Regions from separate parts of the Homo sapiens genome. Here region 2 is linked to region 1. Evidence: chromatin loops called from intact Hi-C (ENCODE). Cell type or tissue: endothelial cell of umbilical vein. All regions are shown on one strand. Each heading gives the region's core, and the rest is flanking DNA. Links, peaks and the distances in the headings are about the cores only. Region 1 overlaps PCLO (piccolo presynaptic cytomatrix protein). Region 2 has its middle 110 kb from the start of PCLO.

The links. Hi-C counts contacts between places; a loop is a spot of excess contacts. Peaks named below come from ENCODE experiments on the same cell type or tissue, not always from the same donor. Only the 100,000 strongest peaks of a DNase experiment are listed, where the experiment ranks them.
Region 2: it touches region 1 in a loop (4-fold over the local background); 4 of 110 quality-filtered maps call a loop at or near these places.

What each region holds. Positions count from the first base shown.
Region 1 is chr7:82,999,998-83,015,730 of GRCh38, forward strand. The region is part of intron 3 of PCLO (piccolo presynaptic cytomatrix protein); the gene reads right to left. Among named protein-coding and RNA genes, the nearest start is that of PCLO, 160 kb to the right of the region's middle. In endothelial cell of umbilical vein, for the core only: no CTCF peak of the experiment used is centred there; no DNase peak of the experiment used is centred there.
Region 2 is chr7:83,263,740-83,279,472 of GRCh38, forward strand. No RefSeq gene overlaps it. Among named protein-coding and RNA genes, the nearest start is that of PCLO, 110 kb to the left of the region's middle. In endothelial cell of umbilical vein, for the core only: no CTCF peak of the experiment used is centred there; a DNase peak (open chromatin) is centred at 7,662.

The DNA.
Region 1 (15,733 bases), core at 4,710-9,709:
AGATCCAGGAAACTCTGAGAACACCAAGCAGAATAAATGCCAAAAAACAAAAAACAAACAAAAAAAAAACCACACCAACAAAATCATTAACTAGGTATATCATATTCAAACCACAGAGGATCAAAGATACAGAAAAATATCCTGAAAAAAGCCAGTGTGGTGTGTCAGGGAAACACCTTACTTACAGAGGAATGAAGATAATAATTACATCTCACATTTCCTCAGAAACCATGGAAGCAGGAAAAGAGTAGAGTAAAATATTCAAAGTGTTGAGAGAGAGAGAGAGAGAGAGAGAGAGAGAGAGAGAGAAAATAAACCAGAGTATAGAATTCTATACTCTGAAACTATCTCTACAAAGTAAAGGAGAAATAAAGAACTTATCAAGTAAAAATTGAGGAAATTTGTTGCCAGTAGACCTGCCTTGTAAGAAATGTTAAAAGAAGTCCTTTAGACCAGATGTCCCCTAACTTTTTGGCACCAGGGACCAGTTTCATGCAAGACAATTTTTTCCATGGATGTGCGGGATGTGGGGGATGGTTTCAGGATGAAACTGTTCCACCTTAGATCATCAGGCATTAGATTTTCATAAGCAGTGTGCAACCTGGATCCCTGGCATGCACAGTTCACAGTAGGGTTCACACTCCTTTGAGAGTCTAATGCCACTTGCTCACTGGTCTGCTGCTCATGTCCTGCTGTGTGGCCAAGTTCCTAACAGGCCAGTCTGTTACCCAGGGGTTGACGACCTCAGCTTTAGACAAAAGGAAACTAATAGGTATTAACTTGGATCTACATAAAGTAAGTAAGAGTATCAAAAAGGAATAAGTGAAGTAAAATAAAAAGTGTTTTTATTCTTAATTAATTTAACTGATAAATTTGTTCAAAACAATAATAGTAATAATGTATTCAATATATAGGTTACTGTCAATTCATTTTTTTTACCAGTATCTAGCATAATGAGAAAGAAATTAGTGAGTTTTTCATGAAGCCAAACATTTTTAAATTAAAGTGTACTACTTTCTTTTGAGATTTTGTTCTTCCAACATTTTTGCTGCTAAAAATATCTGTATCTTTTCAAAATAATAATGTATTTAGTAGGGTTTTGATACTTGTTTGTTCTATAACATCAAATAAAATAAAAATTTGACAAACTTACTGCAGACACATTATTTCCTCTCAATTTTAATGTTTTGTGAATTTTAAAAGTCTGGAAACCACGGTCCTATGGTATGTCAGTGGAATGGCAGGTAAAAAGATTCAAGACGTACGGGTACAGAAAGAGAAACAGCCAAAACCCTACATATTCCTGCGATGGATAAGAAGTAATGCCAATTATCTGAAGGATACTGAATGTATGTTAGAGTGAAAAAATAATTTCTTGCATAAACAGAAAAATCTTCATGACTAATTCACATTCCATGTTACATAACTGAATACATTAGCAGGTATGTCTAATGAAAAAAAAATCAAGGCTGTGCTGAAGAGCTTTGTTCACTCTAACACACATACAAACACACACACACACACACACACACAAAGGAAGTAAGAAAGAAAACCTTGGTGACTTAATCAGATACTTATTCCTGACTTTCAAACTTAGCGGCTGAGAACAAAACCATTTGTATTTCCCATGACCCTGTAGGTTAGCTGGGGTTTCTCATGAAGCTATACTCAGCTGGTGAGTGGACTGGGCTGGGCAGAACAAAATGGCCTCATGTGCATGTCTGCCTCATGGTGCTGATTTATAGCTGGATCCATCTTTTCACTGCACTTTCATTCTGGCATCTCATGGCAGTTTCAGGGAATAATTCCAAAGGGACAGGCTCCGATGCACACACTTACTCAGCCTCTGCTTGCGCTGTTTGTTGATGTTCAATTCACAAAAGTATGTCACAGGACTAAGTGACTACATAAAGGTTTGGGATTCTGAGAGGTGTGACTCATGGGAGCATGTTACTATAATATTCTACCACAGGGACTCTATGCCCAGGTCCTATCAGGCTTCTTTGGTATCACTATGATGAGTCTAGCTATAGATTTCTTTTTAATTCTCTTTCTTGGGATACTTAGTTCCTCCAGGTTCTGTGACTCCACTTCTCCTCCTAGTTTTCAGCTATTTTATCTTCAAATGCTGCCTTTCTCCTTTCTTTCTAGTACTCCTTTCTGGATCTCTAATTGGACATATACTAGATCTTTTTCTCATTCTATTATCTATATTCCTAACTTCTCATTTATATTTTCCATCCTTCTCTCTCTGTTAAATACTGTTTATCATACGGCTTCCTATTCATTAATTATCTCTTAGGCTATAACTATTTATGTCTTTAACCCATTAATGTTTTCAATGTAATAATTTTATCTTCCATTTCTTGAAGTTTCTTTTGCATCTAAATTTTACTGATCATTCCTTATAGTGTGTTATTGTTTGTCTTTCACATTTATTCTTTTATTCCCCACACAATGTATATTCTGTAGTTGACAATGCAATTTTTACATACTCTAAAATCATACTTCAATTTATTTTAATTTGGCTTTAATACAAATAATTTCAATTTTTAAATGAGAATTCTAAAGAATTTACAAAATTCTTTATTATTAACCACTCCAACATCTTTTAAAATACTCAGAATTGTTAAAGCATTAAAATGCAACAATAGAAAATAGATTAAACAAATTATAGTTCGACAAGATAATGTTATACTGTAGTGTCATTTAAATGGTGATACAAATTTGCCTTTATTGATATGGAAAGACTCCACAAAAAGCGAAAATAACTGATTAAGAAGCAGCCATTCATTCATTCATTTACTCGTAAATATTTACTATGCAAATAATATGTATGTGCCAGGTACTGTTCAGTGTTCTGAGGTCTAATGGTAAGCAAGAGATTAAAAATAACAATATTAACATAATATATTTTCCCTATTTATATTATAAAAATATTTTGTCTTATGTACTGCAAATGTTTTTTCATTTGATATTTTAAATTTGTCATTTTAGATTTATTTTTCCTTGCCATATACCTTAATGGAAATATATCTGAAAGATCATATCTTCACATTTTAAGTGTTAAACTACAATTGGATTTCTACAGGTGGTTTTCAATTTTTTTCTTACCTATATTTTATATTTTATCTCCCATTAACATATACATAGATTACCCATCACAAAATACAAATAATTTCATTATAAAATTTTAAAATATACGATAAGAAATCTCAAATATATATTATTTTATGCATACGTTTATATGTAATATTATATACTAATATTTTAACAAATAAAGTTTTTATAAAATAAACTAGAATTTTGAGAAAAGACTAAGAATAAAATATTCCCTGTGTTTATAGTCAAGATTTCTTATAAATGCATACTCAACAAATATTTAATGTTAGCTTTGATCATTTTTATGTTGGGGGTAGGTGTGCTTCTGTGTGTATTTGTGTGTGTTTATAGTAGAATCATTGCTAAATGGCTTAGATGGGATGGAAACACATAAAAATATGGAAATATGGATGACTATGTCAATGGTTAAAAGCAGAGTTAAGAGGTTTTACCATGAAAGAATGTTGAATTTTATTAAATGCTTTTTCTACATCCGTTGAGATGATAGGATTTTATCCTTCCTCTATTAATGTGGTGTTTCACACTTATTGATTTGCATATGTTGCACCATCTTTGCATCCTAAGGATAAATCCCCCTTAAGTATGCTGCTTGATCCTTTTAATATGCTGTTGAATTTGGGATGCTAACATTTTGTTGAGGATTTTTGCATCTATGTTCACCAGGAATATTGGCCTGAGTTTTCTTTTCTTGTAACATCCTTGTCTGGCTTTCATATCGGGGTAATTCTTGCCTTACAAAATGAGTTTGGAAGTGTTCCCTCCTTTTTAACTTTTTTGGAAGAGTTTGAGAAGGATTTGTATTAACTAAAAAAAAAAAAGTTTGGTAGACTTCACCCATGAAGTTATCTGGTATTGGGCTTTTCTTTGTTGGGAAATTGTTTATTGCTGATTCAATCTTCTTTCCTCTTATTTGTATGCTCATAATTTCTACGAAGTCATACATGAGAAGCTCGCACCTAACCACATTCTCAATGATGAAAAGCAAAATGAAACGTCTATCAAAATTCCAGTGACATTTTCCACAGAAATGGAACAAAAATCCTAACATTTGTACGGAACCACAAAAGATCCCAAACAGCCAAGGCAATCTTGAGAATCAACAAAGGTATAGGTATCATACTTCTTGATTTCAAATTATATTGCAAAGCTGTGATAGTCAAAACAGTCTGGTACTGGCACAGAAACAGACACATAGAACAATGAAATAGAACAGAGCAGAAAAATAAGCCCAAGCATTTACAGTCAACTAATCTTCAACAAAGACTCCAAGAATATACAACAGAAAAGAATAATCTCTTCAACAGGTGGTGTTGGGGAAACTGGATATCCACATGAAAAATAATGAAATTGGACGCTTACACATGTGTCTTACACCATATACAAAAAAGCAACTCAAGATGGATTAAAGACTTAAACATAAAGTGTGAAACCATAAAAACCATAAAAATCCTGCAAGAAAACAGATAAAAGTTCCTTGACATTGGTTTTGGCAATGATTTTTTAGATATAACACTAAAAAACATAACACTAAAAAACAAAAGCAAAGTAAACAAGTTGACTACATCAAACTAAGATGTATTTTCCATAGCAAAGGAAACAATAAAATAAAAAGAAAACCTACAGAATGAGAGAAAATATTTGAAAAACATATATCTGATAAAGTGCTAATATCCAAAAAAAATAAGGAACTCTAATACAACTCAATAGCACAAAACACATAACCTAATTTTAAAATGGGCAAAGGACATGGATAGTTTTTTTTATTATAAGTCATACAAGTAAATATTAGGTATATGGAAAGGTGCTCAACATCACTAATCATCAGGAAAACGCGAATCAAAAACACAATGATATATCACCTTACACCTGTTAAGAGTGATTATTATCAAAAAGTCATATAATAAGTGTTGGAAAGGGTAGGAAGATACATTGTAGGAGGGAATGTAAATTAGTACAGACAGAGAAAACAGTATAAGTGTTTCTCAAAAAATTTAGAAAAGAACTACCATATGATCCAGCAATGCAGCTTTTGGGTATATATTAAAAAGAAATAAAATTAATATGTCAAAGAAATATCTGTACTCCCATTATATACAATGGAATATCATTCAGCCTTAAAAATGAAGAGAATCGTGTCATTTGTGACAACATGGATAAACCTAAAAGACATTATGCTAAGTGTAATAAGACAGAAACAGGATGAAAAATACTGCATACTCTCAATTATATGTGGAATCTAAAGAAGTCGAACTCACAGAAACAGAGAGCAGAGTAGTGGCTGCCAGGGGCTGGAAGTTGAAAAAGATGGGGAGAGGTTGGTCAAAGGGTAAAACGTTTTAGTTATGCAGAATGAATAAGTTTTGGAGATCTAAAGTACAGCATGGTGAGTATAGTTAATTGCAATGTATTGTATACTTGAGTTTTCTAAGAGAGTAAATCTTAAGTACCCTCACCACCAGGGGGACAAAAAAGTACAAACAAGCAAGCAAGGAAGAAAAGTAACTATATGAAGTGATGAATATGTTTATCTGCTTGGCTGCAGCAGTCATTTCACAGTGTACAGGTAGGTATATGAAAACATCAGGTTGTACACCTTAAATATACATACTTTTTATTTGTTAATTATGCCTTAAAAAGCTGGGTTAGGGGAAGCTGAGTTAAATATTTTGCATGTTTTAGTAAAGGAATACAACTTTCAAATTACCTAGCCAAATTATCTATTTAAATAAAATAATATGGAATCAACTTTGAAATTAAGGAAAAAATATACAGCAAATGCCTTCATTTGTAATTTGGAGCAATGTTCTAATTACAGCCATTACAGTAAAATATAGGAGCAAAGTCAAAAGTATGAATTTTTGTTTGTTTCCTTATGAATAGGTACACTTTTAAAGCTCTATTTGCCTTGGCAAACATGACACTTGATTTTAACTGTACGCAATGCATTTTATGGCTTTCAGTTAATACAATTAACAAGGTCCCCCCTTCCAAAGGGTTTAAGACAATAACAGCACCAGCAACTTTTGATAGAAAAGAGCCACAGCTTTAAAAATAATTTACTCTATACCATTTTAAATGAGATCAACTTTAGATTGGACTTCTAAGTTTAAAAGATATTCGTGAGTTAATAACATAATAGAAATGTAAAACTTTAATCCACAGAATGTGGCATTTAGAATTACATGTTTAAAAACTATAAACAAACAGAAAAAAATACTTGAATATGTTTCACAGCACATGGTAAAGTTAATAGATAGTTTTATGGTTTATTTACAAATATTTTGAACAATAATTTATTTTTATGGATTTGAGAATTACAGACATGGTAGATGGCAAAGTAGTATAGGAACAACAATTTAAAACATTTACAGTTCCTTTCTCATACTGCTGTTTCATAAGAGATGCTGCACAGCAAAACAATAATTATTCCTTCATTGAACCTTGGAAATACAGTAAAAAAAAATTTAAACAAAGACAGTATTATTTTTATTCAACATGCTGAGTATACTCCTTCTTTTCATTTCAATTAAGTGCCCCTAAGAATAGTGTTGTATACTTGAATTTCATAATGGGGAAATTGCATGGATCATACTTTATAGATGGAAATTCCTACAAGTTACAAAAAAGTCTCTATAATATTTATTAAACGCATTACTTGTTACCTACCCCTTCCTTGTTTTTATTACACAAAATCATTTTAAGTCTTTGCTCAAATATTTACTCTTCAGTGATGACCACATATTTAAAATTGAAATTCTCCCTGGTTCCTTAGCCTACACAGTCTCCCTTATACTGGTATGCTTTTTACCTTTTCCTTACCATTTGCCACATTATAGCATGCTATATTTTATGTATTTATTACGTTAATTTACTTATTGTCTACCTACTACCACTAGAATATAAACGTCACAAGGACAGAGAATTTTTGTTTGCTTTGTTTATAGATGTATCCCAAGGTCCTTGACCATTGCCTGTAAATTAGTAGGGCCTCAATAAAAAAGTTATTGGAATAGTGATATGGACTTAAATTAGTAATTTGTCTTCTCCTTAGAAACTTAAAAATTCTCCAACAGAAAAACAGTCAAGGCATATGAGCAAACAATTCCCAAGGGAAAAAAGTATAGAAACACAACTTCACAGGTAATCAAAGAAATGCAAAATGATGTCTTGAGAGAACACTTGAAAAATTATAAAATAAGGTAAAACACTGTTGGCAATGAGTTAGGGAAACAGGTGAATACATTGTTGTGTAAAGTGGTAAAATATTTATCAGCTGTTTTGTTAATATAAAGGGCATATTAAAATCATAACTAGACAAATAATGGAAAAATGGAAAGTACTATATATTTTATAGCTATGGAAAAACGATAACAACTTAAATTTCCAATAATAGGGAATCACTTTGGCAACTTATTTCTATATAGAGAAATATTATGTAGCAATTTTTAAAAATTACGATGATAAGATATCCATTTCTTATTAACTAGTGGAAAAATAGGTAAGAAAATATATGTATCATAAAATATTTATTGGGGGAGGACATTTAGGGTAGAATGTAAGAGTGTGGGTTTGTAGAGTCAGACTGCCTGGGTTTGGTTATTTTCCATCACTTATGGTTATGAAATAATGGCAAGTTAGTTCACTGAGTAGAACCTCTCTAAACCTTAGTCTAGACATCTACAGAATGAGGGCATGTTATCTACTTCAGAGAGTTGTTATTAGGATTATGTGATAAAATCTATGTAGTGTACTTAACAGTGTCTGAGACATGGACATGCTCAGTAAATGTTAGCTGCTGCTATTGTTACCTGCTTTATTTGGACATCTACATGTGTGAGGAAAAATACAGAATGATATATAATAAAAACTGTAATTATTACTTAAAGATTGGTTAGTATGTCATTTTATACTTTTATTTCTTTGCAAAGCCTACCCTATATTCCAAGTAATACCTGTTATTTGTGTAATAAATACACACACATACATACAAAAGGCATAAGAAATATGTAAAACACATGACCAAACTATGTTTATTATAGGATTCCACTCTCTTCCCTGCTGTGAAAAATAAAGATTGTATATTAGCAATTTGTCCTCAAAGGAATTAACTATTTTTAATGTTTTACATTTAAGAGCCTAAATATCTTCTTTTAAGGTCAAAATAGTCATTAAAATATAGAATTACCCCATTTGTTAAAAACCGGTTAATATAAAACCAACAAGAAAGTCTGAAAGTTTTAATAAGCTATAACTTGTGGGAGTAGGAATCTAATCTTTTTTAATGCTTCCTGTACATGACACATTTATGTATTTTGTAATTTAATATAAACCTAATCCTATAAGGTGGACATTATCCCTATTTTACAAGTAAGTTCATCAAGTTTCAAGATTACTGTTAGTAAAATGAGAAACTGAGGCCAATTCAGGTTGACTGGACTGCAAAGTTCACGGTCTTTCCACCAATTCAATACCAACATCTAATGTTTCCTATCGTGGATTCCTGAAAAGGCTAAGAATACGTAGCCAAGAGAGGGAGAAAGAATGCTTTGCAGGGTTAGGTAGGAAAGACTAAAAATGTATAATAGGTTGACTCAGATAGTACAGCTAGTATTAACAAGGTCAGGAATATTTCAACAAATATACCTAAACATATCAATTATCATATTGGTATACATAGACAAAAATGACTGGTTAAAATGAATATATGATATATATCATTATGTATGTATAATGATACATTATAAATATATATGTTTAGATAAGAAACACACTCAAAGTGCCATAGAAATCTAAAGCTAAAGCGATGGAAAAAAGATATATTAAGCAAATATAAAAAAAATCAGTTTCCTGAGACATTTATATAAAGGCCAAAAAAAAGTTAATCTCTCCAGCAATTCTATACCCATAAATATCCCATACAGAAAAATTACCTAAACCTTAATTCATTTTAACTTATTTTAAGATAGCCTTTTTAGTGGGTACTAGAAAATATATTTTTAAATGTCTAAATATAGCATGTCTACTGGTTCTTTCTTGTCTCCATGCTTAGCTCCCTGACTAGCAAGCAATGGATTAACCACAGACTCAGAATATTATGTAATATCTGAACATTTTTAGAGATAAATAATTTCACTAGTACCAAATGAACTCATTGGCATAATGTTTAACATAAAGATAGAAAATAATTATTTGGACAAATCATTTTGATACTGTGAAATTAACACTAGAGAAGGATGACAGCCTGAAGTCAGTGTGTTTTCTTTGTGATTTGTGAGCAAGTTATTTAGCCCATCTGTGCCAAAGATTTCCAATTTCTATTTAATTATGAATTCCACCAACTTTAAATAAATGGTTGAAGTATAATGAGAAGGAGATAATAGCTTGCTTTTCAAAGAGAAATTTTTATTCTGTGGCCTGAAAGTACATAATGAAATCCTTTTATAATTTCTGTACTAAGAGATTAGTTAAAATACATTTGATAATATACAGAGAATACAAAGCTCGTATCAAATTGAATGACTTCTTGATATAAGCTATTGCCTGGAATGGAAATAATATAAATTTAAAATAAATACTTATTTCTTAGGTAAAGATTTAAATTAGATTAGAAAAATTTATATAAGAGTTTCTTTATTCTAGAAAAAGACAAATGTTATTGGGTTCCATACCCATTATCTACAGATTGCCTATGCATGATGTTTAAAAGCATTCTCTAAATACTAGAATAACAAAGTCTTAAGGTTAGAATATAATAACTATTTACTAAAGATTCTCTAAATAGTCAATTAAGACATTATTTTTGAGAATACATTAATTTGTAACATGACAAGTGGTGAGCACCACTCTCTATTTTTCTTTGACATTTCTGGATACCACTTCTCACTACTGAGCAAGTTACCTGGCCTCTTGGTGCCTCAACAAACTCCACATTACATTGTGGATGATATCTGTACCTATCACATAGAATTGTCATGAGGATTAAAGGGGTAACTGTCACACAATGTCTGTTTCTTATAAGCATTATTTTCTTCATGACCTTAAATATCAGTGTTTCCTAGCACTCCATTCTAGAACTACTTCAAGCAGCACATCCTTCTCAATGTCAACAAATAGCTTTGGCTCGAAATTCACATTTACAACTTCTTATGATGTCCCCAGTTGAATATTTTTTAGGTATCTCAACTCATCGTACCCCAAGCTAAATTCACTCTTAATCTACTCCTCATTCTCAACAAAACCCTTCCAATCTATTCCTGTGTATCTCCAAAATCAAATGTATTGAATAGCACCGATATCCAATCCATCTAGTTGACATCCAATTCAGGAAAAACTGAAATTATCCTTCACTTAAGACCAATATTATTTTGGCCACCAAACATGATAATCCAGCCTCCTAAATATTGATTTATATTTTATTTTATATCATATACAAATAATTGTATATATGTAAGTAATTATAAAATAATTATATTTTAATATAATATATATTTCATATTCCTATTACCATCTTGCCTTGCCTCTCAAACTACTGAAATTATCTCCTAACTTTTCTCCCTCCCTCCAGTTTATCCCTATCTGAAGCATAAATCATCCACACTTCACATATCACCTTAGTGATATTTCCAAAGCACTAATATAATCATGTCACTCTCCGCCTATAATACATAAATGTCCCTCCTCCATGTAAAGAATAAATCTCTAAATCTTTTTTCCAATAAATCCTTCAATAATTTATTTGCTTGACATCTGGTCTAGTCTCATCTATCACCATACTCTCTTGCTTTCGACCCATATGAATACCTGTCATACCCAAACATAAATTCTTTCTTTCCAACTTTAATCCTATATGCTCTTACCTCTGGCATAATTTCCACTGCCGAACTATATGAGAATCTCAGCACACACATGATCTTGTATGAAACTATCCCTTTACAAAGTCAACTTTTGGCCTTTAATCTTTGTTAATATCTTAGTGGTAATTCTAATGCTGCTCTTATTAAACTGTACCGTGATGGTCTACTTTTCTTGCTTTTTCAGGAGATAATGAAAAACTTTTATTTACCTTGTCTTCTCAAAACTACCATGTGAAATTTATCCAATCTAAAAAGAAATATCTTTAACTTATAAAAATTAACAAAATATATATTTTAGACCCAGTGTGAACTAGCTAAATTTTATATTTTTTTCAAAAAAACTATAATTATTGTATACTTGTTTTAAACATTTTATGTGATTACTTTTTAAGTTTTTTGTCATTGTTTGATTAATCTGATACTTGTTGCATATTTGTTGAACACTGTTAGATAAATGCCATAGTGAGGACCATGCACATTCTGCTAAGACAAAAACAACAGAATTGGAGAATATTTTTATTCTCTACAAATCTCATTATGTGATTTTATTCTGAGGAACTTACAAATAAATAGGATCAAGACAAATACATCACAATGAAATGTAAATGTCTAATACTATAATTTTAAGCTGAAAAAAAAAAACAAATCCTAAGAGAATTTTAAAAATATCATCCAAATTTGGCTTCAAACCACTGACTCACTTCTCTTAAACTTGACTTCCAAAGATACAATTGTGACTAAATTTCATCTTGCTTTACATCTGGTACACACACACAAACACAGACACATACACACACACAGCCCAAAAAGCAACACTGGTTGATATGCACTTTAAAGATCCCCAAATTAGCTTCTAACAGATGTAATATTGAAATCTACCTTAGGAATTCATTCAGTTATTCATTCAACAGACATTCAGCATCTTCTGAATGACAGACTCTGCTAGGCACTGAGAATCAGAGATGAGTATATAATATCTTTTTTTTTGAAATGCTAAAATGTTTTTATTTTTATTACTTTTTACAAATTTATTTATTTATTTAAATTGACAGATGAAATTATATGTATTTATTGTATCATATACACTATTTTTAAAAACTCACACTTAACAAACCACTGTTCACAAACTCAAAGAACTGACAAATGAGTAAAGCAAATCAGATACAGGAAAAACCACTACATCAGCATAATAATAAATTTTATGAGTATTTTCAGAGATATAATAGGAAGTGGTGTGAACTATTGTAAACTGCAGAATACGCATCTTTCATCTGGGGGAAGTTACTACTGAGTTCCTATCAATTGTTACTTGGAGGAAATAGGAGCCTAGAGTTGACTGATAATTGTTTTTAAGGAAAAGCCAGCCAGGTGCAGTGACTCATGCCTATAATCCCAGCACTTTGGGAGGCCGAGGTGGGCGGATCACCTGAGGTCAGGAGTTTGAGACCAGCCTGACCAACATGGAAAAACCCCATCTCTACTAAAAATACAAAATTAGCCAGGAGTGGTGGCGGGCACCTGTAATCCCAGCTACTCAGGAGGCTGAGGCAGGAGAATCACTTGAACCCAGGAGGCAGAGGTTGCGGTGAGCCGAGATCGCACAATTGCACTCCAGCCTGGGCAACAAAAGTGAAACTCTGTCTCAAGGAAAAAAAAAAAAAAAAAAAAAAAAGCCAGAAGCCCAGATTTTTATATGAAACCCCTTGGGGTTCAAATATTCATAATCAATTAACCTCTTTATAAACAAAACAGAACACCTTGGTGACTAGTACAGCACAGCTCAAGAAAACATCCCTGTTTACTGATTCTGGCCTGTAGGCTACCAGATCAAAACCTCTAGATTAAACTCTAATCTGAGATAATAAAACAGACCAGGTGTTTTAGTTTTAGATTAGTTTTGAAAGCACAACCAAAATGAGTTATATAACTTACGAGATACTGATGGAGTTCAACCAATGCAGAGAAGGAAAGTCACAACTTCCCTATGCTGCCACACTGGAAAGAAGGTGATGAGTTTCAAATTTGCTATATGAGTTCAATACTCATCCCACACTGCACGCCTCCTTGCTCTCAATATACACCTTGCTGCTCAGCTTTCTAATTCCTAAGATCATATACATATATACATATATTTTCCAGCTAGGTATATAAATAAAAGTGAATATGGCACTTATAATAAAAATAAAAATCACATGTGAGATATTCTGTAATGATAAAAAAAAGTACATTTCTGAAGGGGTCTGATATAAACTGATAACAATACACCATTAATAATATAAGTTTTACATTTCAGTTTGGCAAAATATATGTAAAGTATTTCAGAATTTAACAGGAAATTCTCCTTGGTACACTGCACTGCATTATTACATGATACCTTATGAATTATATATGCCTTCTCGTATATTCAGTCTTTTAACCTCTATATATCTGAGTTTCTTCATTCAAAGTAGTGATAATGCCGTTTTCTTCAGGGTTGTTGTCAAGATAAAATTAAAAGTGTGTATAGAAGTGCCTTGCATAGTGTCTACAACAAGGTGCACCTATTTACTTTTGGGTAAATAAACACTGGATGCTTCCCAGAGCTGGAGCTGAACGCTTGATGACAGAGATGCCAATCTAAATAAGGCACATCCCTGACCAGGAAGATTTCACAGTAGGGTAGCCCTGAAACTTCAGTTGGGTTCTAATCAATCCAGAGAAAAAGACTTTCAAACTTTCTTCTGAAAGAGACAATATATGGAAATGTAACTTCTGAGACTGCTTTCTTAGAGTCTTCTAATGGATTTAAAATGGAACGTTTGTGTGAATAAACAAAATTGCAAGTCACTTAGTGTTTTTGGAAATAGCACAATAATCATTAGAGAAAAATTATGAAAACTATATCAGATATTCATATTATGTGAAGTATTCTTTGTTATTAAACAAAACTTAGCTTTTGGATTTTATTGTTATTATTGTTCCTGTTTCCATTGTAGAATAGCAATTCTTTAAAAAATCTTGGTGTACCATTTTATACCACTAGCACCTGCAAAACAAGAGAAAACAAGCAACTGATGGTTTCATAAGGAGAGCAACCAGTATTTATTGAACATCCATTCTGGCTAGCTTTACACTTGTCACTGTGAGGAAAGACATTCATATTAAAAGATACTGTATGTATCTTCCCTTAAGATATGTACAGTCTTCATAGAAAGGCAAGAGACACACTTGAGATAGTTAACAAAACAAGTCAGTAAATGAACAAATGTCAGAATTAGTGATATAAACAACAGGTAAAGCCATGCCACAAAATGTCTTCAATTAAATATCTATCCTGTTCTACCGTCAAAATAAGCAGAAGTATTTCTCAGTTGCCAGGAATTTACAAGAATTATTAATTATGCATGTATATATGTAATGAATAAAGCACATGGGAGGATAAAAATAAATTCCCCTCTCGAATGCTGAGATAAGTAAGTCTGCCTGCAGAGGTTTAACTATAAAATCAATGCATAATGGATCAAAGAATATATTTCTCTGAAACTTCCAGTCCATAGCAAAATTTCCTGAAAGTAATACACCTAAAAAAAGAATGTGCAAGTCACAAGGGAGTAGAAAGGGATGGCTGTTCAACATTGCAATATAGAATGAAAAAAAAAAATCACAAAGTCACAAAATTAGCACTGCTCATCTAAGCACCAAGCAGGGGAGAGTCTTGGTTCCCAGACATTGACTATTCAGTTCCCTGAGGCAAGGCTGCACCATTTGAGGAGGATGTATCCGGCTACCTTTCCCTAAAGGCAGCAGACAGTCAAATTATGTAACTAACACCTTTGTCCTAATTTCCTGCTTAAAAGAGAAAATTTTGGATTGCCACAGAGCTTCCCAAGAACAAGGAAAATACTAGAAAAGGGATGGGAATATGTACTCCCTTTTTTTAGTCACATTTCTCACAATAAAAGTAATTATAGTAGGGAACACTTTTTGAGCAATTACTATGCGCCAGGTGCTAAGTGCTTTACCTGAAATAACCCTTTAAACTAACACAATAATCCTATCAGCTATGCGCAGCTACTGTCCCCATTTTTCAAATGAGGAAACTGAGGCACAGGGAGGTAACATTATTATTCAAGATGACACAGTCAGTAGACACTGAGATAAGATTCGGACCTAGGTAGCCTCACTCCAAAGTCCTTGATCATTTAAAAATATGACACTATACTGCTTTGCACAATAACATATTACTTGATATTTATAATTTATACAAAATAATTCCATGAGCCTGGTGGACATAAATCAGTATCTTTAAATGTCTCAACAGTTCTGGACCCTGTGAAAATCAAATTTCTGGGCTTTTAATGCTAGGTCTAGGTTTTTTTTTTTCTTTTAGTCACATTTTGTAGTGACCAGTCAGCCTCCTAGAGTGGGAGGGAATCTGACCACTACATGAGATTTCTTTTCTTTACTGTACACATATGCTCTCCCAAGTTCCATATATTTTCTTCTATTTCTATGTGATGTAGATAAAACATAATGCTTTGTATCTCTGAAATAAGATAGCATTTGTTTCAAATTAACACACATTTTGATAATAAAAAATTATCAATGAGTTGTGTTAAAAAGATACTGTGTCCCGATATAAACAGATGGCATATAATCTAAAACAAATTATCATTACAACTTTTTATTGTGAAAACAAGGCCAAATAAATGTAACATGTATTATCCTTAAATAAACCATTTTGAAGTAGCTAAATGACATATAGCCATTATTTTTCA
Region 2 (15,733 bases), core at 5,015-10,014, 260 kb after region 1:
TAGATCACAAGCCTGCCCTTTTGACCTCCACATTCTCACCACCTGTTTCTCTGTTGGATTACCAATAAATAGCGTGGGGTCCCAGAGCTTGGGGCCTTCGCAGCCTCCACGATCGCGATGGCCCCTCGGTCCCAGCTTTACTTCTCAAACTGTCTTTTTCTCAATCCTTTGACTCCGCCGGACTTCATCACCCCCATGACCTGGTGTTGGGTCTGATCACCCCAACATAAAAATGTTATGATTTTAACTTCTCTTAATGGGAAAAATACACAAGAATATGGAAGATCATGGGTGAAATAGTTATAATAAAAGAGCAGCATTCAGTGGAAATAAATATGCATTCATTGCATGGTTTTTGGGTCTTTCTCTTGCCCTTCTTTATTAGTATCCAGATTTATCTTGGGGAAATTTTATTAACACTAATTTGTCATGTACACTACACTTAACAAATGGTGTGGCAGCCATGCAGTTTGAGTAAGACCGAATTAACTCTTGACTCTGGAAGCAGAGTATTTCTTTACCAAAAATATTTGTTCCTTTTACCCAAGACTGAACAATCCTCATAGAATTTGAGACTTTGGCTAGCAATACCATAACATGACTGTTTATTCCCTTCTCAACAGTGTGGAGTACAGACAGCAAACTTAGAACTGCAACAGCCATGTTGCCACCATGAAGGGTGCCACCTGAGCATGAAGGTGTGCACCCCATGGGGATCACAGTGAGTTGGCTCCAGAGCCCTGTTCAAACCATGCCTGCGTATCATACTTTCTCTGAAATATTTAGGAATATGACCAAAATATACTCCTTAATATTCCATCAGTTTGCTTTGTGTTTTCTATTTCTTTCAGTTTGGATGTACCCTCATGAATACAAATGAAAAAGAAGGGGAAGGGGAAGTTAGGAGAGACAGAAGAGCTGGAAGTTATCCCTGGTCTATTGCATAAATTACTTATTTAGAAATTCTCTTGAACTTCTCTGTATAATTCTTTTGAAAATGGACAAGTAAACAAGTAAACAAAATTCTGATCATATATCATATTTCTTTTTCTTTTTTTTTTTTTTTGAGATGGAGTCTGGCTCTGTCACCCAGGATGGAGTGCAGAGGCATGATCTTGGCTCACTGCAACCTCCACCTCCCTGGTTCAAGCGATTCTCCTGCCTCAGCCTCCTATGTAGCTGAGATTAGAAGTGCACACCACCAAACTGGCTAGTTTTTGAATTTTTAGTAGAGACAGGCTTTCACCATGTTTGCCAGGCTGGTCTCAAACCCCTGACCTCAGGTGATCTGCCCACCTAGTCCTCCCAAAGTGCTGGGATATAGGCACGAGCCACTGCGTCCGGCCTGATTATATATTACATTTCTGAATTGATATCATTATTTGTATCTTTATCTTTATCTGTATGCCTACATAAAACTTCCTAGTTTTCTTTCAATGCTGGTGTCCCTATGCCTTCAATTCTTTATCTTATTTTCCTTATACATCTGTATCACAATGAAGATACCTCTATAAGCTTTCTTTAATTTATGCCCTATCAGATTATGTTACTTTTCTATTAACTTTAATGGAAACTTCTCAGCTTCAAAACATTGTTTGAAAGTATTCAGTTTTTTTTTTTTTTTTAACATGTGAACAAAAAACCAAACACCACATGTTCTCACTCATAAAAAGGAATGAGATCATGTCCTTTGCAGGGACATGGGTGAAGTTGGAAGCCATCATCCTCAGCAAACAAACACAGAAACAGACAACCAAACACTGCATGTTCCCACTCATGAGTGGAAGTTGAACATTGAGAACACATGGGCACAGAGAGGAGAACAACATACACCAGGGCCTGTTGGGGGTCAGGGGGTGAGGGGAGGGAACTTAGAGGACGGGTCCATAGGTGCAGCAAACCACCGTGGCACACGTATGCTATGGAAAAAACATGTCCATCCTGCACATGTATTCCATTTTTTTAGAAGAAGTTAAAAATAAAAGAAAGTATGCAGTTTTTAAACCTAGCCTATGATCATTAACCAGTTCAGAGATAGCATTAATTCAACTCAAAAAGAAAATTACAATGTGGTAAATTTTATGCTATATTTCTGTGTTGTATTCAGTGAGCTTCTAAAATATGAATCATCAAAATGGCCATGTAATAACACAGCTTATATACTTCTGAACAGAGAGAATATTGAATATTTGAATCAAGCACCTGCAATCATTTTCAAAGTCCTCCAGACTTGTGATGTTGTACCAAAAAGAGAAATGAATTCTGGACAGATCAGAGCCACTGAGGAAAAGAGCCTCAGAACTTCAAACTGAAAACATTGACATAGGTTCTTGAGCATTATGGAAGAAAAGTTGCTTTCTAACTAGCTGAGCCTTCAGATACTTACAAATAAAAATCATCACTGTGCATTTCACCAAGAGATAAAGAGTCTTGTCAGCTGTACTCTACAATATTTATTACTAAGGAGTTACATTTTACATTGGTCAACAAGGGTATACAGAAAGCATTATATTTTGGTGATAATAACCTTTTAAGATAAGGAGTAGGACAAACACATGTCACAGTTTATTTGGTACTGTTCTTGGATATACTTCTCTGTCTGTTTAATTAATTATTAATAGTTTCCCTTTCACTTTTAAATATTTCCTTGTTTGGACGGCAATTTATAGGGTCAACCTACTTAGGGGTGGCTAGTAATCACGTATATATAAGAAAGGCTAGTTAGAGAAAATATTAGTTATATATATTATATACATATATAATCATATATATACTATATACATATATAATTATATATATACACCAAAATAATTGTCCTCTTATTACCAGAACATCTGCAAACAGATTATGAAATTGAGTTTATTGACAATTCAAAGTCTTCAACCCTTCGATGTTCCTTCCAGAAAAGTATTTCTTAATTCTTATATTTTTCTATCTTAATACATGTTAAAGTACAAATTTTCTGGGTTAAAATAAACAACCAATTCTTAATCATGCCAAGAGTACAAATAGAGCCATCTCGGTAATAAGGTTTGGAGAAAGTGGGGCAGGAGAAGAGGAGGGAGGGAGGAAAGAAAAGAAGGGAGAGAAGAGAAGCTGATTAACATCAGCATAAAATCCACTACATTTTATTTTACTAAGCAACTTTTCTATTGTGATGAATGACATAATGAACAGTCAAGAGATAACCTAAAAGTTAGAAGACATCCTTCAGATATGTTTATTCATTCAACAAATATTTATACTCATTTGTAAAGAGCCTAGAAATCTTACCTTGCTTTATTTAACTTTTCCCTATAATATTAAGCCTAATATGCAGCACGTGGAATATTCTTTTTAATCTCATGGCTCAGATGCTGTTCTTAGCCTCCCCAAATGTATATCCCGAAGTCCTCAATCAAAATTTCTTCAGGCCACATGTAAAGTGAGGAGAGATGTTGTGAAAACTGTCTCCTATGGAAACCGTATTACAGCTTTGTGTCTTTATGTGTAACCAGGAACAACATTCACTTACACAAATTGAAATTTTATGAGTAACACATTGTACTATGGGTCATGAATTTTATGTGATTTATAGCTTTGGATCTTCAGCTGAAGGTTTTACAATGTTTTATTTGTTAAACATTTTTTTCTGTTAATCTATTTTATGGAGTGTATCTTTGTAAATAGAGCTGCTATGATATTCTTCCCATTTTATTTCCCCTCATTTGCTTGCATATATAAACAAAAGGAAGATAGAGAACTATGAAATGGCAGGGCTGCTTGGATGCCTGAGTGATTGTGAAATGCTAGACTTAAGGATGTTGCTAGGAAGCTGCTGCGGCTCTCTCACTGTAAATTAGCCACTCATTACAGCCAGTCAGATAAACAACCTTGCATGGGATGACTGGGGGGTTTTCAGCTCTTTACATTATTTGCTGAAGATTGCTTTCCTACCCACATTTCCTTCGATTTGATTAAAATGCATATATTTCTCTTACTATCTTATCTTGTCATGCAGTTCTAAAGTGTGCTGCTAAGAAATCATCACATAGAATCACAGAAAGGATGATTTTATGATGGAGGAATATTCATCCCATATTTTCTTCATTTCTTTTAGCTTTTTCTTAGAATGGGTTTTTTTCAGTCTCCATAACCAAGAAGTATTTCTTTGTATCTCTCACCCAGGAGAGTTGTCTGTAGTTTAGTCAAAATTATTCCGTTTAAGCCTTGGTGTTGCTACCAATGTGAAGTTGATAGGTCAGTAGAGCTAGTCTCTCTCTCTCAATTCTCTAATCTTAGCAATGGTAATGATGGTATTTCCTGCATACTCCACCTCAACAGCTCATTCTCAGAGTCAGGTAAAATGTCACAGGAAAAGGGATTTTGAAAAACATATAGTACTGAGAAAATGAAAGATACCATAATGATGTTTCTGTTTTGTTTTGTTTTAGTTAACCCTCTAAACTATGATACTGTTCAATAGAATTTTCTGCCATGACCAAAGAAACACTTGAAAATGTGGCTATGAGCATGTTAAATTTGGTGGATGTAAGGAACTAAATATTTAAGTTTATTTAATTTTAACTAATTTAAATTTAAATGGGAACGTATAGGTAGAGGCTACCATGTCAGACAACAGAGCTGTAAGGCATTACATTTTTTTTAGTTACTACACACTAAGACTGTTTTTAAACACTTGAAAGTAATCAACCACTAACCTAATAATTTAGGTAAGTCCAGAAGAGATAAGAATTAATGAGACCTAGATTTCTAGACTTCTCTGGGGTAGACTATCTTAAATATATGTGTGTTTATATATATATATATGCTAATATATGCTATCTTAAAAACCTCTGAGATTAAGAAAGTAATTTATTAATGACTATATTGTCAGTAACTATATTTTATAACTATATTGTTAATAAAACAACTCCATATAGTTGACTTATATCATGAGAATACATATACACACATAAATAAAGTCTATTTATATAGTATATTCTGTCAGGTTCAGTGATTTTACTGTGGAATAGTTCATCAGTGAGTCAAAAAACTTAGATACAAGGTCTTACCTAGGATGCTTTTGTACATGACCTTGGTTGATTTACTCTTCTCCCAAAACACCATCAGTGATAAAATAAAATCTTGACTCTTCAGCTTGGCCTTCACAATCTACCTTCTTCTCTACATTTTTTCATCTTCTGTCACTCCATAACCCACAGTAGGCAACTCATCTATTTTTCAGCTTTTTCACATGTTCAATGAATAATTATCAAGAACATACTATGTACAATACATTTTGCTAGATACTAAGGATACACCAATGAACAAAATACCATGTCTGCCACTCATGGAAAATAGTAGAAAATATTGATAAAAATTGCATAATATTATGGACGATATTAGATTCGAATTATATGACATAAAAGTTGTGATTGGAAATTACAACTGGGGCACTGGTTTGGTTTGTGAGAGTCCCAGAAAGTCTTCTCTTTGAGTGTGACAGTTAGTCCTAAAGGTTAAAAGCATTTAGCCAGGATGGAACATTTAGGGGAGAAACGCGACATGACTGTCTTATGGTGCTACCTCTGCCTTTAGCCCTCCCCTTCACATGGTGAAATAGTTTGTTTGTCTCATCAAACTCCCATATTGCTACCTTTGAAAAACAGTCCAAGAACCTTCATCACTGCTAACCTATCTCTGTCATAGCATCTAAGTCTGACAAATTATAATTGCTTGTATTTATGGCAGTCTCCTCTCCAGACTTTGAGTCCCTCTAGAGAAACATGCTTTGTATTTATATCCTCTAGCATTTATTTATTGTGGGGCCCTGAATAAATGTGAGGAATAAAAAATAAATAACAAACTCCCTTCCCTTTCAGAGTTCAAATTAAAAAAGGGAAACAGCTTTGAAATAAATTTTTGTTACTCTACTTGATCCATGCTACAAGAGAGACCTGCCAAACTGCAATAGAATAATGAATAACAGCTTTTAGGGGTAGGAGTAGTCAGAAAAATAAGAAGCAGGTATCCAAATAAATATTTTGTATAGTCTGATAAAATCTACTCCATGATTATTTTAAAAAGAGCTACTAGAATAAAGATTGGTAAAAACAGCACAAATATAGTAAGGCAAATGTAATAAAAAGTAAAGATGAATGGAATCAGTGTCTATGGAAATAGATCTACTGTCAATATTATTGTGTCCATCAAAGACAGCCCTTAACTGTTGCTAACTAAATTTATAGCATGGGCAATCACTAACGTGAACCTGTTTCCTCTTCTATAAAATGCAGAGTGTGGATGGATGTGAGCAATGTTTTCTAAAGAATATTCCATATGGCTTCCTAGAATGTTAATACTAAAAAAAATGTTGGAAGCTCTGAATTCCGTATAATTCATTAGGTTTCTTTAGATTAGGACTTCCCAGAATCTATCATAGGCTAATAAACAGTGTGGCTTACTTGAGGGGCCCATCATACACTTTTCTCAAATCTATTTGAAACATGAAACCTGTGAATCATTTATGTATACAGTTACAATTTACAATAACATAAATAAAAGGAAAAGAATACGGTGCTATGAAATAGAATAACCCACTTTAGATTGGGTGGTCTGGGTACACCTCTCTGAGATCTGAAGTGTGAGATGAAGGATGAAAAGAAATCACAGAGAGGAAGGGACAAGCATTTCAGAAAGAGGAAGCAGTACGTGCATACCCCTGATGATGAAAAGTAACTTGGTTCATTCATTTTAGGTGCTGAAAGGTCACAGCGGTTTGAGCATCTGAAGCTCTGGGTCAGAAAAAGCCAAGTGGCAGAGGTAGATGTAAGCATGGGGCACACTAAGACAGTGCTGCAGTGTTCATAGTTAATCAAGGCATGACTTCATTGAGAAAGTCTTGATAAGAAAGAAAAAGGTCAGCTGAATCAAACAGTGTGCTTACTGATATGATTGATTTTTCCATGTGTCATCAGTACGTTATGTCATAGCAAATCTGTAACAACAGTTCATATTCTGGTACTTTAAGTAAAACTCCAGGAACCTGGACTTAATTCTGAGTGCAATGGAAAGCTACTGAGTTTAAGCAGAAAAGTGATATTCATTCTGAAAAAAAAAAAATCACTTTGAAGGTGTTAAAAACCAGAGATGGATGTTTCTGCCCTCACATTGCTTATGCCTGCATATATACAATGTAATGTTGCCCATTCTGTTGACAAATTTGACTGTACTTATGTCCAGTGAGAAATAAAATGGGAGTAAGAGATTCTCCTTTTCACAGTTTTAATGTCCCTTACACATTTTTAAAAGTGGGTATACAGGGCTCAATATCACCATTTTAATACTCTAATTTTTCATCCTTCCCTTTCATTTTTGGTCATACTATTTCTATTCTACCCCAAAGTGAAATGAATAGAAGACTTTTGGGCAGAATCTATTAGAGAATATCTCTTCTTTCTCTTAACTGTTCTACACTAAAATTATTCTAAAGAATGAATTTTAATTCTTCTATTCCTTGCAACACAAACTCTGAGTTTGGAAAGCTATATTTCCTTCTGTCTTATCATTCAATATACTTTCCCATACCCTGGAAGCAAAATATGAAGTGTTCAAGGACTGTGCTCCTTTCTCTTGAATGCTGTGAAGTTTCTTTACTAAGAGTAGCCCATTTAGAACTGTGTGCAGCACCATCTTGTGACAAATGAAGTAACTGCTTTTAGTGAAGAGCATGTGCACATTAGTGTCTGATCTGCATAATTCAACACCAAATTTAGAGGTTTTTATAAAATCAGTGAGCAGTGAGGAGCGGATATGGTATCTTGGCATTTCATGTTATTTTTCCATCAGAACTTGAAGTAAAAAATTGAAAACAATAACATTTGAATTATTCAATGCTAAAAATGTTCTCTAAAAAGTTATATCCCACTTTTACTAAAAAAAATTATATTAATGAAAAAGTAAGCTAGAGGTTAATGATGCACTTAAATATTTAATATCTCCAGGCTAAAGTTTGTAGATACTGAATCATAATCACTTTATGCTGGTGACATCGCAAGTGATGACCTTTTCCCAAGAGCCCTGCTCCACAAGCAAGATAAGTATTTAGTCTTGTGGCCAGGTGTGGTGGTTCACACCTGTAGTCCCAGGAATTTGTGAGGCAGAGGCTGGCAGATTGAGCCCTGAAGGGCAAGGCTGCAGTGAGCTGCGATAGTGCCACCGAGTGACAGAGCGAGATCCTCTCCCCAAGTTACTCTCTTCATTTTCAATGTACAATTTATAGTCAGCACACAGTTATTCTCAACTAGACATAACACATTGCTTTATGGAATAGAGGAATTTTCTGTGTATATGACTGGGAACACAAAGTCCTGATTTATTATCATGGCCCTTGCTCTGCTTAGCACCTTTGTCTGGAAAACATCTCCAAAAAACATAGAAACTTTTGAATTCTATAGAAGGGAAATATTTTCTTTATAAAATAGTGGAAAAATATTTTCTGCTAAATATTATTGAATGGTATGCATTATGTGAAATAGTGTTATTTGTAGATGTTGCTCTTTTAGTCATAAAGTTCTCAAATGCTGATTTAAGGATCCAGCTTGTTTGGACCTCACACAGAAAATTGAATAAAAATAGGTTAGCACTTCTAACTTAATAAATCTTTTAGTGAGTATGCTCAAGAAGGAAGAGAGACTTCAGATTATGCAAAATGTTGACCATAGAAGCAAGGAACAATCACAGCATTTCTCCATTGTTTCCCTTTTCTGGTGAAGTAGAATAAACCCCTGATTAAATAAATTCAACTGCTGACATTCAAATGCACACTTAAATGTTATAATTTTTTAAATTTCAATAGCTTTTGGGGTACGAGTGGTTTTGGTTACATGAATGAAATATATAGTGGTGAATTCTGAGATTTTAATGCACCTGTCACCCGAGTAGTGTACGTTTTACCCAATATGTAGTTTCTTCTTCCATAACTCCTTCCCACCCTGTCCCTTCTGAGTCTCCGAAGTCCATTATGTCACTCTGTATGCATTTGCATACTCATAGCTTAGCTCCCGCTTATAAGTGAGTACATATGATATTTGGTTTTCCATTCTTGAGTTACTTCACCAAGAATAATGGCCTCAGTTACATCCAAGTTGCTGCAAAAGGCATTATTTCATTCTTTTTATGGCTGAATAGTATTTCATGGTGTATATATACCACATTTTCTTTATCTACTCATTGGTCAATGGGCACTCAGGCTGGTTCCATATCTTTGCAACTGTGAATTGTGCTGCAATAAATGTACACATGTATGTGACTTTTTTATGCAATGACCTTTTTTCCTTTGGGTAGGAAAAGTACATCTACCATTCAATCCAGTAATTCCACTACTCCTCTTTATTTTTTGGCCGTACAATCCCTCTGGGTAGTGGAATTACTGGATTGAATGGTAGATGTACTTTTAGTTCTTTAAAGAATCTTTGTACTCTTTTCCATAGAGGTTGTACTAATTTACATTCCCAACAGCAGTGTGTAAGGGTTCTGCTTTCACCACATCCCTGACAACATCTATTGTTTTTTGGCCAATGGCCATTCTTACAGGAATAAGTCGTATCTCATTGCGGTTTTAATTTGCACTTCCTTGATGATTACTGATGTTGAGTATTTTTTATATGTTTATTGGCCACTTGTATATCTTCTTTTGAGAAGTGTCTATTCATGTTCTTTGCCCAGTTTTTGATGGGATTAAATGTATTTTTCTTGCTGATTTGTTTGAGTTCCTTCTAGATTCTGGATACTAGTCCTTTGTCAGATGCATACTTTTCAAATATTTTCTCCCATTCTTCATGAGAAGAAACAATCATGAGAGAAAGCTCTTTAGTTTAATTAGGTCCCATTTATTTATGCTCTTGTTGTATTTGCTTTTGGGATTTCAGTCATAAATTCTTTGCCTAGGCCAATGTCCAGAAGAGGTTTTCCAACGTTATATTTTCATGGTTCCAGGTCTTACATTTAATTCTTTAATTCATCTTGGGTTGATTTTTATATAAGGTGAGAGATGAGGATCCAGTTTCATTCTTCTACATGTGGCTAGCTAGTTCTACATGTGGCTAGCTAGCATTTAATAAATAAATACCCAATTTATTTATGTATTATTTATTAAATATTTAATACCCTATTTAACATTTAATAATTTAATATTTAATATTTAATTTAATATTTAATAAATACCCTATTTATTAAATAGGATATCCTTTTCCCAATTTATGTTTTTGTATGCTTTGTTAAAGACCAGTTGGTTGTAAGCATTTGGGTTTATTTCTGGGTTCTCTATTTTGTTCCATTGGTCTATGTGCCTACTTTATACTAGTACCCTGCTGTTTTGGTAACCCTAGCCTTGTAGTATAATTTGAAGTCCAGTAATGTGATGTCTCCAGAATTTTTGCTTAGAATTGCTTTGGCTATTCAGGCTCTTTTTTGCTTCCATATGAATTTTGGACTTTTGTTTCTAATTCTGTGAAAAATGATATTGGTATTTTGATGGGAATTGCATTGAATGTGTAGAGCACTTTGGGCAATATGATCACTTTCACAATATTGATTCTTCCAATCCATGAGCATAGGATGTGTTCACATTTGTTTTTGTCATCTATTATTTCTTTCAGCAGTGTTTTTTAGTTTTCCATGTAGAGATCATTCACTCCTTGGTTAAATATATTCCTAGGTATTTTATTTCTTTTGTAGCTGTTATAAAAGGGATTGAGGAATTGGTTTGATTTGCAGCTTGGTCGTTGTTGGCGCCTAGTAGTGCTACTGATATATACTGATATATACATCGATTTCTTAACCTGAGACTTTACTGCAGTCATTTATCAAATCTAGGAGTCCTTTGGAGGAGTCTTTAGGGATTTTTAGGTATACGATCATATTGTTAAACAGTGATAGTTTGACTTTTTTCAATTTGAATGCCCTTTATTTATTTCTCTTGCCTGATTTCTCTGGCTAGGATTTCCAGTACTGTATTGAAACAAAATAGTGAAAGTGGGCATCCTCATCTTGTTTCAGTTCTCAGGGGAATGCTTTTGATTTTTCCCCATTCAATATAATGTCAACTGTGGGTTTGCCATATATGGCTTTTATTAACTTAAGATAAGTTCCTTCTATGCCTAGTTTGATGAGGGTTTTTGATAATAAAGTGATGCTTAATTTTATCAAATGCTTTTTCTGCATCTGAAGAAATAATCTTTTTTTGTTTTTATTTCTGTTTATATGATGTATCACATGCATTGACTTGCATATGTTAAACCATCCCTGCCTCCCTGGGATGAAACCCACTTGATCATGGTATATTATCTTTTTGATGTGCTGTTAGATTTGGTTAGTTAGCATTTTGCTGAGGATTTTTGCATCTATGTTCATCAGGGATATTGGTCTGTAGCTTTCTTTTTTTGTTATGTCCTTTCCTGGTTTGGGTATCAGGGTGGTACTTGCTTCATAGAATTATTTAAGGATTCCTTCTCTCTCAATCTTCTGGAATAGTTTCAGTAGGATTGGTACCAATTCTTTGAATGTCTGATAAAATTCAGCTGTGAATCCATCTGGCCCTAGGCTTATATTGTTGGCATTTTTTTTATTACCGATTCAATCTAGCTGCATGTTATTTGTCTGTTCAAATATCTATTTCTTCTTGATTTAATCTAGGAGGGTTGCATGCTTCCAGGAATTTATCCTTTTTCTTTAGGTTTTCCAGTTTGTGTACATAGAGATGTTCATAATAGTCTTGATCTTTGTATTCCTGTGGTTTTGGTTGTAATACCTCCAGTTTCCTTTCTAATTAAACTTATTTGAAACTTCTCTCTTATTTTCTTGGTTAATCTAGCTAATGTTTTATCAATTTTGTTTATCTTTCCAAAGAAGCAGCTTTTTGTTTCATTGTCCTTTGTTTTTTTGTTTGTTTCAATTTCATTTAGTTCTGCTCTGATCATTGTTATTTATTTTATTCTGCTAGCTTTGGGTTTAGTTTGTTCTTGTTTCTCTAGTTCCTTGAAGTGTGACATTAGGTTGTCAATTTGTGATCTTTCAGACTTTTTGATGTAGGTAATCATTGAGTAACATAAACCTTCCTCTTAGCATTGCTTTTGCTGTATCCCAGAGGCTTTGAAAACTTGTGTCACTGTTATCAGTTATTTCAAATAATTTTTAAATTTCTATCTTGATTTCATTGTTATCTAAAAATCATTCAGAAACATATTGTTTAATTTTGATGTATTTGTATAGTTTTGAGAGTTCCTTTTGGAGTTGATTTCTAGTTTTATTTCACTGTGATCCAAGAAGATACTTGATGTGACTTTGATTTTTTTTTAATTTATCAGAATTTGTTTTGTGGCCCATCACATGATCTATCATGGAGAATTTTCCATGTGCTGGTGAGAAGAATGTATATTCTACAGTTATTCGGTAGAATGGACCATAAATATCTGATAGGTCCATTTGTTCTAGAATGTAGTTTAAGTCCATTGTTTCTTTGTTGACTTTATGTCTTGATGATCTGTCTAGTGCTGTTAGTGTAGTGGGAGCTGCAGTGTTAGGTGCATATAAATTTAGGATTGTCATATCTTCTTGTTTGATTAATCATCATTATATAATGACCTTCTTTGTCTTTTTTTTTTTTTTTTTTTACTGTTGTTACTTTACAGTCTGTCTTATCTGACATAAGAATAGCTACTCCTGCTCACTTTCGGTTTCCTTTTGGGTGGAAGATCTTTTTCCACCTCTTTACCTTGAATTTACCTAAATCCTTACATGTTAGGTACATCCCTTAAAGACAGCAGATATTTGGTTTGTGATTTTTTTAATCCATTCTACCAATCTGTATCTTCCAATCTATCTACATTTACATTAAACATTAATATTAAGATGTAAGGTACTATTCCATTCATCATGTTAGTTGTTATCTAGACACTTTGATTTTTTGTTATGTTATTGTTTTATAGGCCCTGTGAGTTTCATGCTATTTTGCTGCATATTGAGTACCTGTTTCAAGATTCAGAACACTGTTTAGCGTATCTTGTAAGGTTGGTCTAGTAGTACCAAATTCTCTCAGCATTTGCTTATCTGAAAATGACTTTATTTCTCCTACATTTACGAAACTTAGTTTTGCTGGATACAGAACGCTTGGCTGACAGCTATTATGTTTATGAAGGTTAAAGATAGGACTCTAATCCCTTCTGGCTTGTAAGGTTTCTTTTGAGTAGTCTGCTGTTACTCTGATAGGTTTTGCTTTATAGCTTACCTGATGCTTTTGTCTCACTGCTCTTAGAATTCTTTCATTCATGTTGGCTTTAGATAGCCTGATAACTATACTCCTTGTTGATGAGCTTTTTTGCAATGACTCTCGCAGGAGTTCTTTGAACTTCTTGTATTTGAATATCTAAATCTCTAGCAAGGCCAGGGAAGTTTTCCTCAATTATTACCTCAAATAAGTTTTTCAAACTTTTTGCTTTCTCTTCTCCCCCAGGAACATCAATTATTCTAAGGTTTGGCTCTTTTATATAATCAGTTTATTTTGTTTATTTATTTATTTTTCTTATTTTTCCTGATTCAGTCCATTAAAAAGCCTTGTCTTCAAGCTCTGAAATTCCTTCTTCTATTTGTTATAGTCTATTGTTGAAACTTTCCACTGCGTTTTGTAATTCTCTAAGTGTGCCTTTGATTTCCAGAAGTTGATTGGATTTTCTTTAAGATATCTATTTATAATTTTTTTCATTCATAACCTGAGTTGTTTTTTAAATTTTATTATTTTTTTCACCTTCTCTGCTATCTCCTTGAGCAGCTTAATAATCAATCTTTTAAATTCTTTATCTGGTATTTCAAAGATTTCATCTTGGTTTGGATCCATTGCTGGGGGGCTAGTGTGATCTTTCGGGGGCTATTGGAGAAACCTATTGTGTCATATTACTAGAATCATTGTTCTGATTCCTTCTCATTTGGGTATACTCTTTCTTCTAATTATTCTTGAATTTATTTTGTATTTGACTGTGTGGTTTTCTTAATTTTGTTTTTCCCCCTTAAGGATATAACTTTAATGTCTATAGTTTATCATAGCCTAAATCAGCTCTTGGTGCTATAGGGGTGAAGAAATCAGAGTTATTGGTTATAGAGAGTCTTTTTATGATTGCTTTCTCAGATGCTGGTTGTAATAGCAATGTACTCTGTGTGTGAGCAAGTTCACTGTCTCTTACAGGATTGGAATGGCAGAGGTCTGTTGAAGCTTATCTCATTTCCCCATGGTGTGCACGTTTGCATTTATTTATTTTCCCCATTATTTTATTTACTGGATTGAATAGTTCAGGCTTCAGGACAATGGGGGAGGTGTCCATGGGTAAAAACTGGATTTGGCTAAAGCATGTGATTAAATGCAATACCCAATGGTGGGTAGAGGTTCCAGCCTTGTCAGATGTGGCTGGGGAAGCTTTCAGTGAAACACACTAAGGTCTTATTAGAGGGAAGGGCTGGAGTCACCTCAGCTCCCCTGCCAGACCAACAGGAAAGTGATCTACCTCCTAGACACACTTCTGACCCAATGTTCTGGCTATTCAGATCAGATGGGCACCTCTTTTAATCTGCAGGAATGTTGATGTTCCAAGTAAAGAGGAACTGTGACTCTACTTCTCATGAAAACCTGAACCTGGAAGGTGCTTTTCCTGTGGGGAAGCAGTCACCCTGAAGTGTTCCAGAAAGGCTGTATATAGATAGGTGCACTCATGCCGAGATCTCATGGGAAAAGCTCCAGCTGTTTTCAGTGGTGGATGAGAAGGAAAAGAAGTCCCCTTCTCCAAGATCCTTCATGAGCACCAGGGCTGCCTGACTGTTGCCTGTACCTGTAGACTTTTCCTCGTGGGCCAGGACTTCAACTGTGCCGCTGTTGAAAGAAACTTCCTACCAGTGGAAAGATCTGGGACTCAATGCCTGCTGTCTAGGCTCTTTGTCCCATGGGGTGTTCCCTTGATTTAGTGCACTCCTCCTTCTCCTAGGAGTAGGAGTCCCTGAGACCCAGAATACTGTGAATGTTGTTGCTCCTCTGGGTCTAGTCACTCAGTGGGGCTGACATACTCCAGAGTCATGCTGGGGAGTGACTGCAAGGAATCCAGTGATGTTCCCTGTCCTCAACTCTCCCAGCAGCAGATACCAGTACCAGCTCTGATGGGGTGGTAGAAGAGTGACATTGACTGTGTGAGATTTCTTGGTTATAGATAGCCTTAGTTTGTTGGCTTTCTCAAATACTGGTTGTAGTAGTAACGAACTGGTCACATGAATAGACTCAAGACCCACCTGGTTAGCCAGAGTGGTGCAGACCATGGTGATAGATGGGGTCATGCACAAGATTTCTCCTTTCTGGGCACAGTGTTATTCTACCTGGAGATTCTGTAATGGACTATGTCAGTTGGCCTCTGGCCAGGATGTGGTGCTTACAAAACAGCACCAGTGGCAGTAGTAGCAATAGGATTTGTGCTTGCCTTATGTTACCCAGGGTAGGTACTCTAGTTTCTCAGGTGCTGGGCAGAACCATAAAGCTCCTGAAAGTTTCTGTCCTTTATGATTTGCTACGAGGGCAGGTGGAGGGGCAAAGCCAGATGGGGGCTGGGTCAGGCAGTTCAGCACTCTGGCTCTCCATGTAGGGGCAAGCAGTGGCCCCTGTGGGAGTCAGGGGAGCAGTTCTTTGGCCACAGGGGTAAAGTTCCAGAAAAAAAGTGTAGCT